2 separate regions of the Homo sapiens genome follow, and region 2 is linked to region 1. Evidence: chromatin contacts called from ENCODE Hi-C or POLR2A ChIA-PET data. All regions are on one chromosome and are shown on one strand. Each heading gives the region's core, a stretch centred on a gene start or an enhancer-like site at or near the end of the contact. The rest is flanking DNA. Distances are from core to core; before and after follow the strand shown.

Region 1 (5,415 bases), core at 1,124-3,623:
TCTCCTATTGTATTCCTATTACCAAGCAAAGCGCTGGGCACATATTAGGCACTCAGTAAACACTTTTTGAATGAATGAATGGTAAATTGGGCACAGCAGGTACAACAAAAATAGATTCAAGATTAGAAAAACACAGCCAAAACACATTGATTTTCTGTCATTAGAGTGAAACAAAAATCAGTAAGTCTAGTCTAGCAGGAATGGTTCCAACTTATGAAATTCTTTCTTGATTCAGGTTTCTGATCAAACTAATTCCACAGAGCTTAAAATTAGCCTCAGTGGAGAGGTATTTATGGTGTATAATGGCAACAGTAGGATGAGTCAGATACTGCTCTAGTGGCACTGACTATAACATGTGGCACACTGGGTTGACTCAGTCCACCAAAAGCCCTTCAAAGAAAACTGTGCCTTTATATCAAATATGCTCACATGGCTGAAAAGGAGAAATTTAATAAGTCAATATACAGGTAGCACATGATATCAGCACTCCAACCATAGCTACTGGAATTCATTAACCTTTTCACGCACATGGCTCCTGGTGTGCTTTCACCCCCACAGCCAATGCCAGTGTCAGTCAGAGGGCTGCTCTTAAGCTGCCAAAGACCATTTTGCCTGAGTAAATTTCCTGGAAATTTACATCTCCCCAGGGACACTTAAACCAGTGGTTCTGAATGAGGACGTGACTTTGAGCTCCAGGAGTCAAAGTGTCTAGAGATACTTTTGGTTGTCATAACCGGGCCGGGAAAGGTGGCTGGGAGGCTACTGGCATCTAACACATAGAAGCCAGAGATTGTAGCCAGACAGCCTACAATGCGCAGGACAGACTCCCAAGACAAAAAACAAAAACAAAAACAAAAACAAAAACAAAAAAAACCAAAGAATTACCCCCAAAATGTCAATAGTATCAAGGCTAAGAAACTCCACCTCAAACAATGACTGATGGGCAGGGAAGTATGCACACTGTAGTTTTTTTCTCTTGTACCTGATTGGAACAGTTCTGAGATATGATCTACACTGTCTCCAGGGCTCTCCAGGGGGACTGAGCTAAAATTACTTGCTTGGAAGTTTGCCTGACATTGTACCATTGTTTTGTTTCCTTCTCTTCCCTGGCCACTTCCCCACTCCTCTACCAATTTTTCCTGAGAACACCTCCTAATAAGCCGCTTTTACACAAATTCCCATTTCAGGATTGCTTCTGGGAGAAACAAGCCAAAACAATATGTACAAGTGGATATTAAGGAGAACTACAGATTTTATGTGCATAATGTGGAGTAGGTTACTAAATGGTTAGCTATACTGTAACAGAACTCATAGCTGGACAAGCCCATAAGTAGGGTATCAGAGCATCTTAAACCAAGAAAGCATGGTGTGTTAGGAAAAAAACTAACAGTGAAGTTAGGAAACCCAGGTTCCAGTCTCACCTCTTAAGTGAGATCTCAAGTAAATCACAGCCAAGTGGAAAAGAGAAAATAAAAACTGGACAGTTATCTAACATTCTATGCTGTCTTAGAGCAGTGGTTCTCAAACAGGGGCAATTTTGACCCCTATGGAACATGTGACAATGTTTGGAGACATTTTTGGCAATCATAACCGGGAGCAGGGTGCTACTGGCATCTAGTGAGTAGAGCCCAGGCATGCTGCCAAACATCTATCTCATAATGCACAGGCAAGTCCCCCCTGCTCCCCACCAGCAAAGGATTATCCAGCCCAGAATGTCAATAGTGCTAAGGTTGAGAACTGCCTTACAGAGAAAATTAGATTAGATATTAACCTAAGAAATTTCTGAGGCTTAAAGTTATTAAAAATAGGTAATGTATTATTGAAGGAGACTACAACATAGTCTCTATATCCTTAAAAACAGCATATGGATGCTTTTCTGCATAAGATTGGGAGGGGTTATTCTAAACAGATCTTGAAATGTTATGTGGGAGAACTAAGCACCTATCCAAGTAGCTAGAGACAGAGGAGAGAGCAGGGGCCTGAATCTTAGCAGGTTTGCCATAGTGCTGAAGACTTGACTCTCACCCATGTACTGGGATTTAAATATATTATGAGCATATCTCCAGATCCATCCATCTCCCCTGCAATCACTGAAGACAACCTCCCTCACATGTTTAATAACTTTTGTATGCAACTTTGGGGACCAATTTTTCTCCACTAACATTTTCCTGGAGGGAAAAAGATAGTTTCTCCAAATTATATACAGGTAAAGATAAAACTATTTTATAGTTAGCTTATCTGAGTTAATAAAAACACTTAAATGTATAACATATTTGCTTATGAATCCGGGTTTATTCATGTGACAGGTGGTAAGATGATGCCATACTTAACTTTGACTTCACATTCCTGTTGGTCAAAGCCTCTCACACCCTTTTTAAACAAAGCTGGCAGTAAAATCCAACATATTGCGTAACTAACCAACGTTACATATTGCTCAGAAAACTCTACACTCCCAACAGGAAATTCCAGGAATGAAAGGATTTCTGTTTCATTATCAGAAAGGTGCCTTGTACTAGTAACCACAATAGGTAGGGTAAATTAAAAGATTTATTCCTGGATTGTTAATTTCTCTGAAAGGACTTAAGAACAAACTTAAAACTTTTGAGGTAGGTCTGACATAATGAATTCTCTTTCATCTGTGATAATACTTTTAAATGTGTTATCAGAAACTCTTCAAAGGTGCTTAGAACTTTGAAAGGCTAGCTGCTGTCACTTGAAAGTTAGGGTGACAGCTGAGACAGAGCCCAAGGTTTTCATTTGGGTAACTTGCCTGTCATGGATAGACCTAGCAGAGGCCTGTTTTCTGCACTTCACTGAAGTCTTATTCATCAGGAGTCAGGCAATAAGAGGCACATTTTCCTCTCCATGGTCTTTGGTAGACTCACTCATTAGAGGAGGACGTAGATATCATCTATTACAACTTCCACCATAAGGCACTTTGACAACCTGCTGTCAACTGCCAGATCAATACATGTTTAACAGAAATGCAGAGTTTTAGCTTTTTAGATCCAAGGTCTCAAAGCTGAGTATTTGCTCTTGATGATACAATTGTCAGTGTTATAGTCAGTAGCAAAGCATACATTTTAAGTTGATTTGTACTGTTCAAAGTCACTAAATGCAAAATTTAAAAAACTAAATAACAGTGATTTTTTGTTACTCCCATTATCATGTTTTAATCTTGCAGGGACATTGTATATCATCAAAGACATGAAATTAACATTAATTAAGATTCTACTCCAAATTTTCCAATATGTTTAAGTAAGATGCATTTAACTATTGAAGTGGTTGGGGGTGGTGGGTAACTGAAGGTACCAATTTAAATGAAGGCAACTTTACTGTCATTTGTGGTATTTAAAAAATAATAAACCTAAAAATGAGGTCTACTTTTATTCTTTACAGATTTGACATGTCAATCTTTATTTAAGACAACAAAAGTTTGTACACCCTCATATTAAGATATATTTCCTTTCTAGTCATATTAAAATAATCTCATTTTGTTACTCAAAAAGAATACATAGGGAAGAGAATGAACATAATTCAAGTAGATAGATTTCTAATTGGTTAAAACAGGGTTAAACAAATGATGTTCAAAATATACTTATTAAAGGGAACAGCACCTAGAAATAGGCAGTAGGGCAATGTTCACTTTAAGAATTTTATCAATAACTAGGGCAAAGAACAAAATCATTATCAAATTTTGAATTACACAAAAGCAATGGCCTATTACCTTGTTAACATTTGATATTTCTATATATCTTCTTCTCTAGTTGAAATGGGTAATGACTTGTATTACAAGGATGTTACACATTCTAAAATGATTTAAGCCAAAAGATTATCTTTAATACATTACTTCTAGATATAATATGTACTTGATGTCTGTTGCATCAAAGACTACTAAACTAGGCATCAAGAAACATGAATCCTTGACTCAGCTCTGTCATTAATTACCTTATAAATCTATGTAAGTCATTTATTTTGGACCCGGTTTGTTATTATAAAATGTTCATTTTAGCTCTGAGGTTCTGTGGTTCTAAGATAAATCATATGGGTTAAGTAACTAATAACATTTTAAAATAGCAATTGTTATGTGAAAATCCACGTTAGGTTAAATGCCATCAACCACTGAAAAACAGGATTGCAAGAGGAAGAAGAAAACTGGCCTAACAATAGCTCATTTAGAGAAAAAGACCTAGTGATAAACCGTAAAGTTCAAAGAGTGATAAGTCCAGAGGTAAAATGAATGAAATCTTGAGTCACATTATTAGAAATATAGCAACCAGACTACAGAAGAGAATAATCTTGTTGCAAGTGCTATGAGCTGGTCACTTCATATCTGGAATACTCAGTATAATTGCAAACCAGAAACACAGTATTTTTTTTTCTTTTTGAGATAAAGTCTTGCTCTGTCACCCATGCTGGAGTGCCATGGTATAATCACAGCTCACTGCAGCCTTGAACTCCTGGGCTCAAGGGATCCTCCTACCTCAGCCTTCTGAGTATCTGAGACTACAAGCACATGCCACCATGCCTAGCTACAGTTTTTTTGTTTTTTTTTTTTTGTAGAGACAGGATCTCCTTATGTTGCCCAGGCTAGACTTGAACTCCTGGGCTCAAGGGATCCTCCTGCCTTGGCCTCCAAAAGTGCTGGGATTATAGGTGTAAACCAGTGTGCCTAGCCTACAGTTTTTTAATTTTATAAAATGTTATTTCTAATTTTTCTCCAAAAGTAAAAGTGGCATTCCAATGGCAATATTAATTCAGGTATCCAGAACTCTTAACCTAAATTTGGGTGAGATGAGGAAAAGTGTATTGTTAATTTTATGTGTCAACTTGGAAGGTGTTTCTGGATGGGAATAACATTGACACTGATGTCCTCTGAGTAAAGAAGATTGCCCTCCATGATGTATGTGCACTTTATCCAATCAATAGAAGACCTGAGTAGAATGAAAAGACCACCTTCTCCAAGCCAGAGGAAATTCTCCAGCAGACTTCTGTGAGACTGGAACTGCACCATCAGCTCTCTTGGGTCTTGAGCCTGCCAGACCACATTGCAGATTCTTGGACTTCCCAGTTGCCATAATCACATATGCCAATTCCTTATAATAAATGTGTGTGTGTGTGTGTGCACGCACGTGTGTTTGTGTATTCAATCACATATTAATAGCTTTTATTTTTTGGTTTTGATCCCACCAAGACCAAAGCTAATGATTTCAGGTATTGAGGTTTGTATCTGAGTCTGTCTCTTCTTCTGTATCCCAAGAAAAGGAGAAATAAGCATTCCCAAAGAACATGGATTTACATATCATCGAATTCTCTTTTTCTCAGGACAGACTGTTTCAAAAGACTGGTGGCAGGTAATTAATCTCTTTTGATTAATGTTAACTATTTCTACTTGAGTCAGATTCAGTTGGGAAG
Region 2 (4,952 bases), core at 707-3,206, 34 kb after region 1:
CAGAGGTGTTGATGAGCTTGGAAGGTACCGTGCCTCAAGAATTTGTAACTGAATTCTGCTATTTACTGCTTGAAAACAAGTCCCCAATTCAAGTTCTGCATGGCAAACCTGCATATCAAAAAAGTGTCATTTGGTAGTTAAGAATAAAGTTTTTGAAACAATTCAAAAATTAAAAGATAAAAAGCTAAGGTTAGAAATTTTGAAAGTATTCCTTTCAAATGATATTCAAAACTATAAGTTACAAGACAAAGTTATGAAGATAAATATCATGAATTCTTTAAAGTACTCATTTGCATGGTTTCTGAAAATACAGGTTATATCTATGTACTGAAACTTCAAAATCTGTGACACCTAGAGCCAATTCAAATTAAAAGCAAATTAAATTAATAAGCAGTATCACTGAAGAAAATGCCAGTGAAATTAACACAAAAGGAATACACTTTCAAAACAACTAAATGTAGTCAAATTATTTTTAGAGAACACACGAAATATGATTAAAAAGTTACATATGAAAATCATCATTATTTTCTAATTATGGAGATCAGAGTAGGTGCTACCACAATCAGAAGACAGCAATAAACAGATCTGTGGATTAAGAGTGAATTACTATGCTGAATGGAAGCAAGCTAAAGAAAGCTGGCAAGAAGGAAGCTAGTCAAAGTGATGAGGCAGTAAATAATAAGGAAAAGGTCAAAGAAAACCTGAGGCAAACGGCAAAATGAAGGAGACTTAGAGAAGAGGAAAAATTAAAATGTGTTCTTCAGTACTGCTGACCAACAGCAGAAGAAAGTTGGTTATTTGTCTGTGAAATACAACACAAGCCAGACTACTTAGGTGGATTCCAAGGTCCTTGGACTGAAAAATAAAAGGGAGAATGGTTGTCCAAACACAAAAACACTATTGTTTACATGTTGAAAAGAGTAAGAATAGGAATAAAGTAGGAACATAATGTTCACAGATCATACTAGGGCTCAGCATAGACAGACACAAAGTCTTTGTTAGTACTGATTCCAATAAAGTTACAGAACAACTGAATGACACTTGATGAAGACATTTATATTTGACATTGCTCAGTATTCCCCAATAACTGGCTCATAGCTCATTGGGAAAAACAACAACAACAAAAAAACAACAAAAACTCCAACCTCTCCATATACATAACATTGACAGAAGCTTGGTGTTTTCTTAAAATATGATTCTGTATTTCAAACCAGTCATGCCATAAGAAATGAAGAGATAGAAAAGGAAAAGTGAATTGCTTAACAAGTACAAACTCAACTGTTGGAATTTAATTTCCCCTTGAAAAGGTCTAAATTGATGATAAAACTTGTTATTTGGCAACAAATGCTGACTTCTAATAAATAAGTTAATTTATTGCTTTTGACTGTAATCAGAATGAGAATGAACTAACAACTTTTCACATGAACTAATTTGGTAGCCATAAAAAAAAAACCTTTGCTGATTGAAAAAAAATTGCTGTCCTTGGCATTTAAAAAATATATTTTAAAAGATAGAGTCATACTGTTTATAAAACACAAGGGAAATCATGGTTAAATTTTTTTATTATTTTTTATTACAGTTTTGTACCCACAATGTAATAACACTTATGAAAACACGTAAAGGTGGCAAAACGTCTCTTATTGTTACACAATTGTAGAGTTCACTCTCATAAAACAGAGCAGCATTTGGCAATAGGCTTACCATTTCCCACTTGCCAAGGTTATTTCACAAATTCAATTCATGTTCCAGGACATTAATTCAGATCATGAAAAACTGTTCAAAGAGTTAAACTATTGGCCAGGTGCGGTGGCTCACGCATGTAATCCCAGCACTTTGGGAGGCCGAGGCAGGCGGATCACGAGGTCAGATCGAGACCACCCTGGCTAACACGGTGAAACCCTGTCTCTACTAAAAAAAAAAAAAGAAGAAGAAAAAGAAAAAATTAGCCACCCGTGGTGGCTGATACCTGTAGTCCCAGCTACTTAGGAGGCTGAGGCAGGAGAATGGAGTGAACCCAGGAGGCGGAGCTTGCAGTGAGCCGAGATTGCACCACTGCACTCCAGCCTGGGCGACAGAGAGAGACTCCATCTCAAAAACAAAAAACAAAAAAAAAAAACAGAGCAGCATTTGGCAATAGGCTTACCATTTCCTACTTGCCAAGGTTATTTCACAAATTCAATTCATGTTCCAGGACATTAATTCAGATCATGAAAAACTATTCAAAGATTTAAACTATTTAAATCTCATAATAACCAAAAAATTAAAATTCCAATCAATTAGCAGTTATGTATTGCCTGCATTTAATAAGCACAAAACTGCTCCTGAATAATGTATCCTTTTATTCAGAAAAGAAAACATTGTTAGCCTTCCTGGAAGGGTTGAAATGAAATGCTGAGCATCATTAGAGAACATCACGATCTGGTGATGTTTGAGAATATCTTCTTAGCGGGGCAATACATGGTAGAGTTAAAAGAGCTGGGTTTGGAATCAGACTGCCTCCATTCAAATCCTGACTCCCCAACTACTGGCTGTATAACCTCAGGCAAGTGTTCCCCTGATCTCCACAAAACGGATAAAGAACAACACGGTGATAATTAGATCATTAGATCACGTAGCATTGAGGCAGCCGTAAGATAAATCTCTGTAAATGCTAGCTATTTCTTCAGGAAAACGTATTTCTTCCACATTATTCAATACCGAAATTTGAGATGTGAAGTAATTATTTACATTACTATTTGTCAAGGTCAAGGACTCTTTATTGAGTAAAAACCCGAAAGTTGTGCTGTTCATGGTGAAACAGTTGTCAGTGTGGATGGGAAAGTACGGCTCTTTAGACATCACTATTAGAATATTTATTTTCCTCTTCAACACATTAAAACAAAGCATACTATTATTGCTTTAGCCAATAATATGAAACATTCACACTTATTAACATAAACTCACTGGTCCAGCATAGCCCAAACACTCTTCTTTCAGGTTATCAATCTATAACCCTAGCACCTGGCATTCAGAAAATACACAAATATTTATAAAATCTCTGATACATGAAATATGATTTAGTAGAAATTTAGCCATAATTATTCATTCATATTTTCCAACGCAGATAATAATATCTTAATTCCCCAGAAAATCCCTGAGTTCTCTTCTTATATACTCTGTTTTTAAAGTTTTAATATATGAATTATCTATTTGAATAGTCTATTTGTGCCTTCTGTAAACTATGGCTGCAGATTACTACCTACTAAGCTAGTGTCAAAAATGCCAGTGACAAACTCCTGTCATAGTTACAGAACAGCACATTGGGGGTTGAGATAAAGAATAATAGGCAAGGCTGGGCGCAGTGGCTCATGCCTGCAATCCCAGCAAATTTGGGAGGCCGAGGCAGGAGGACTGTTTGAACTGAGGAGTTTGATACCAGAAAGGGCAATATAGCAAGACCCCTTATCTCTACTAAAAATTTAAAAAATTAGCTGGGCATGGTGGTGTGCCTGTAGTCCTAGCTACTCAGGAGGCTGACATGGGAGGATTGCTTGGTCGGGGAGATGGAGGAGGTAGTGAGCTGTGATTGCGTACCATACTCCATGCTGGGCTACAGAGCTTTCTGTCTTCCTCAAAAAAAAGGGGAAGGGAAGGGAGGGGAAGGGAAGGGAAGGGAAAGGAGGGGAGGGGAGGGGAGGGGAGGGGAGAAGAGGGGAGGGGAGGGAAGGGAAGGGAAGGGTAGATACATGTTTCTGCCCCATATCCCCCAAAATTCTAATTTTTTTTAGTTTATGTATGGGCATTTTTTTAAAGCTCCCAGATGATTCTAATGTATACCCAGAGTTAAGAAGCACTTCCAGTCACCTTAAATATTTTTGGAAACAGGTAAAATATAAATCCCATACAAATTTAAAACCGCATATAGGTTTGACCTTACAAAAGCTTAAGACTGATTTTTATAAACATTATCCTAACATTCAATCTATACAATTTAATTAGAAATTCCTAAACAATTTAAAAACAGTGTTCAGTTGGCTGAGAAGCAAATAGCAAGTCCCAATCAGCACCATTAGGTAATAAAGCTTTTTACAGAAAAAAAAAATCAGCTGTAAAAACTTCTAATCAATTTATGAGCTGCTGTATAGCTTACTCATGGTTAAAACAACTTTCCTAATCTATTTCAGGGCAATCTCTGATTGAGTGTGGAATTTATGATTCTTTCTTGTTTTTCCTAAGTTATCAGCTACCTAAAAAAACTTAAAAAAAAAAAGGTTATTCATACTTCAGAGTTATTTCCCTTGAAGTATAAAACATTAATAAGAAATGTGCCAGGAGAGGCCAGGCGCAGTGGCTCACGCCTGTAATCCCAGCACTTTGGGAGACCGAGGCGGGCAGATCACGAGGTCAGGAGATCGAGACCATCCTGGCTAACACAGTGAAACCCCGTCTCTACTAAAAATACAAAAAAAAATTAGCCAGGCATGGTGGTGGGCGCCTGTAGTCCCAGCTACTCGGGAGGCTCAGGCGGGAGAATGGCGTGAACCCAGGAGGCGGAGCTTGCAGTGAGCCGAGATCGCACCACTGCACTCCAGCCTGGGCGACAGAGCGAGACTCCATCTCAAAGAAAAAAAGAAAAAAGAAATGTGCTAGGAGAAGGTAACCCTGAGGTTATTTTCCAATGGAGAAAGAAAACAGTTCTGTTAACATTTTATCAATAATTTCTAAATATTTGAAAATAATATTATTGCTACTTGAGAGCCTTCCAGATCCTCTAATATTCTATTCAGGCTATTCTCTAACAAACAAAAGCCCATCCACCAACTAATTCTAAAAGTATGAAATACTCTTAACATACTATTATCGCTTACAGAAATTTTTGAAGGTGGTGTTATATCCAAAGAGTAATCCATTTCCTGTGTGCTAAGGGTTCTGAGTGACATTGAGCATTCTCCAATGGTTTTCTTCCTGGGAGT

What was found. Hi-C counts contacts between places; a loop is a spot of excess contacts on that map. ChIA-PET counts read pairs that join two places held with the same protein, here RNA polymerase II (POLR2A).
Region 2: a map of posterior cingulate gyrus shows a loop between it and region 1 (4-fold over the local background). The contact joins two enhancer-like sites. A Hi-C loop is called at or near these places in 2 of 168 maps with a recorded cell type or tissue (Caco-2 and posterior cingulate gyrus) and 1 of 37 single-sample maps with no recorded cell type. POLR2A ChIA-PET finds 5 or more read pairs at or near these places in 3 of 52 experiments (A673, activated naive CD4-positive, alpha-beta T cell and naive thymus-derived CD4-positive, alpha-beta T cell).

What each region holds. Positions count from the first base shown.
Region 1 is chr14:91,753,363-91,758,777 of GRCh38, forward strand. No RefSeq gene overlaps it. Among named protein-coding and RNA genes, the nearest start is that of CATSPERB, 24 kb to the left of the region's middle. Within about 2 kb of position 2,374, at least 7 of the 41 ENCODE cell types and tissues checked have a DNase peak (open chromatin) inside an H3K27ac peak, as active enhancers do.
Region 2 is chr14:91,787,520-91,792,471 of GRCh38, forward strand. TC2N (tandem C2 domains, nuclear) reads right to left here. Exons shown (of 12, transcript NM_001128596.3): 9 at 4,848-4,952; 10 at 1-108. Among named protein-coding and RNA genes, the nearest start is that of CATSPERB, 58 kb to the left of the region's middle. Within about 2 kb of position 1,957, at least 2 of the 41 ENCODE cell types and tissues checked have a DNase peak (open chromatin) inside an H3K27ac peak, as active enhancers do.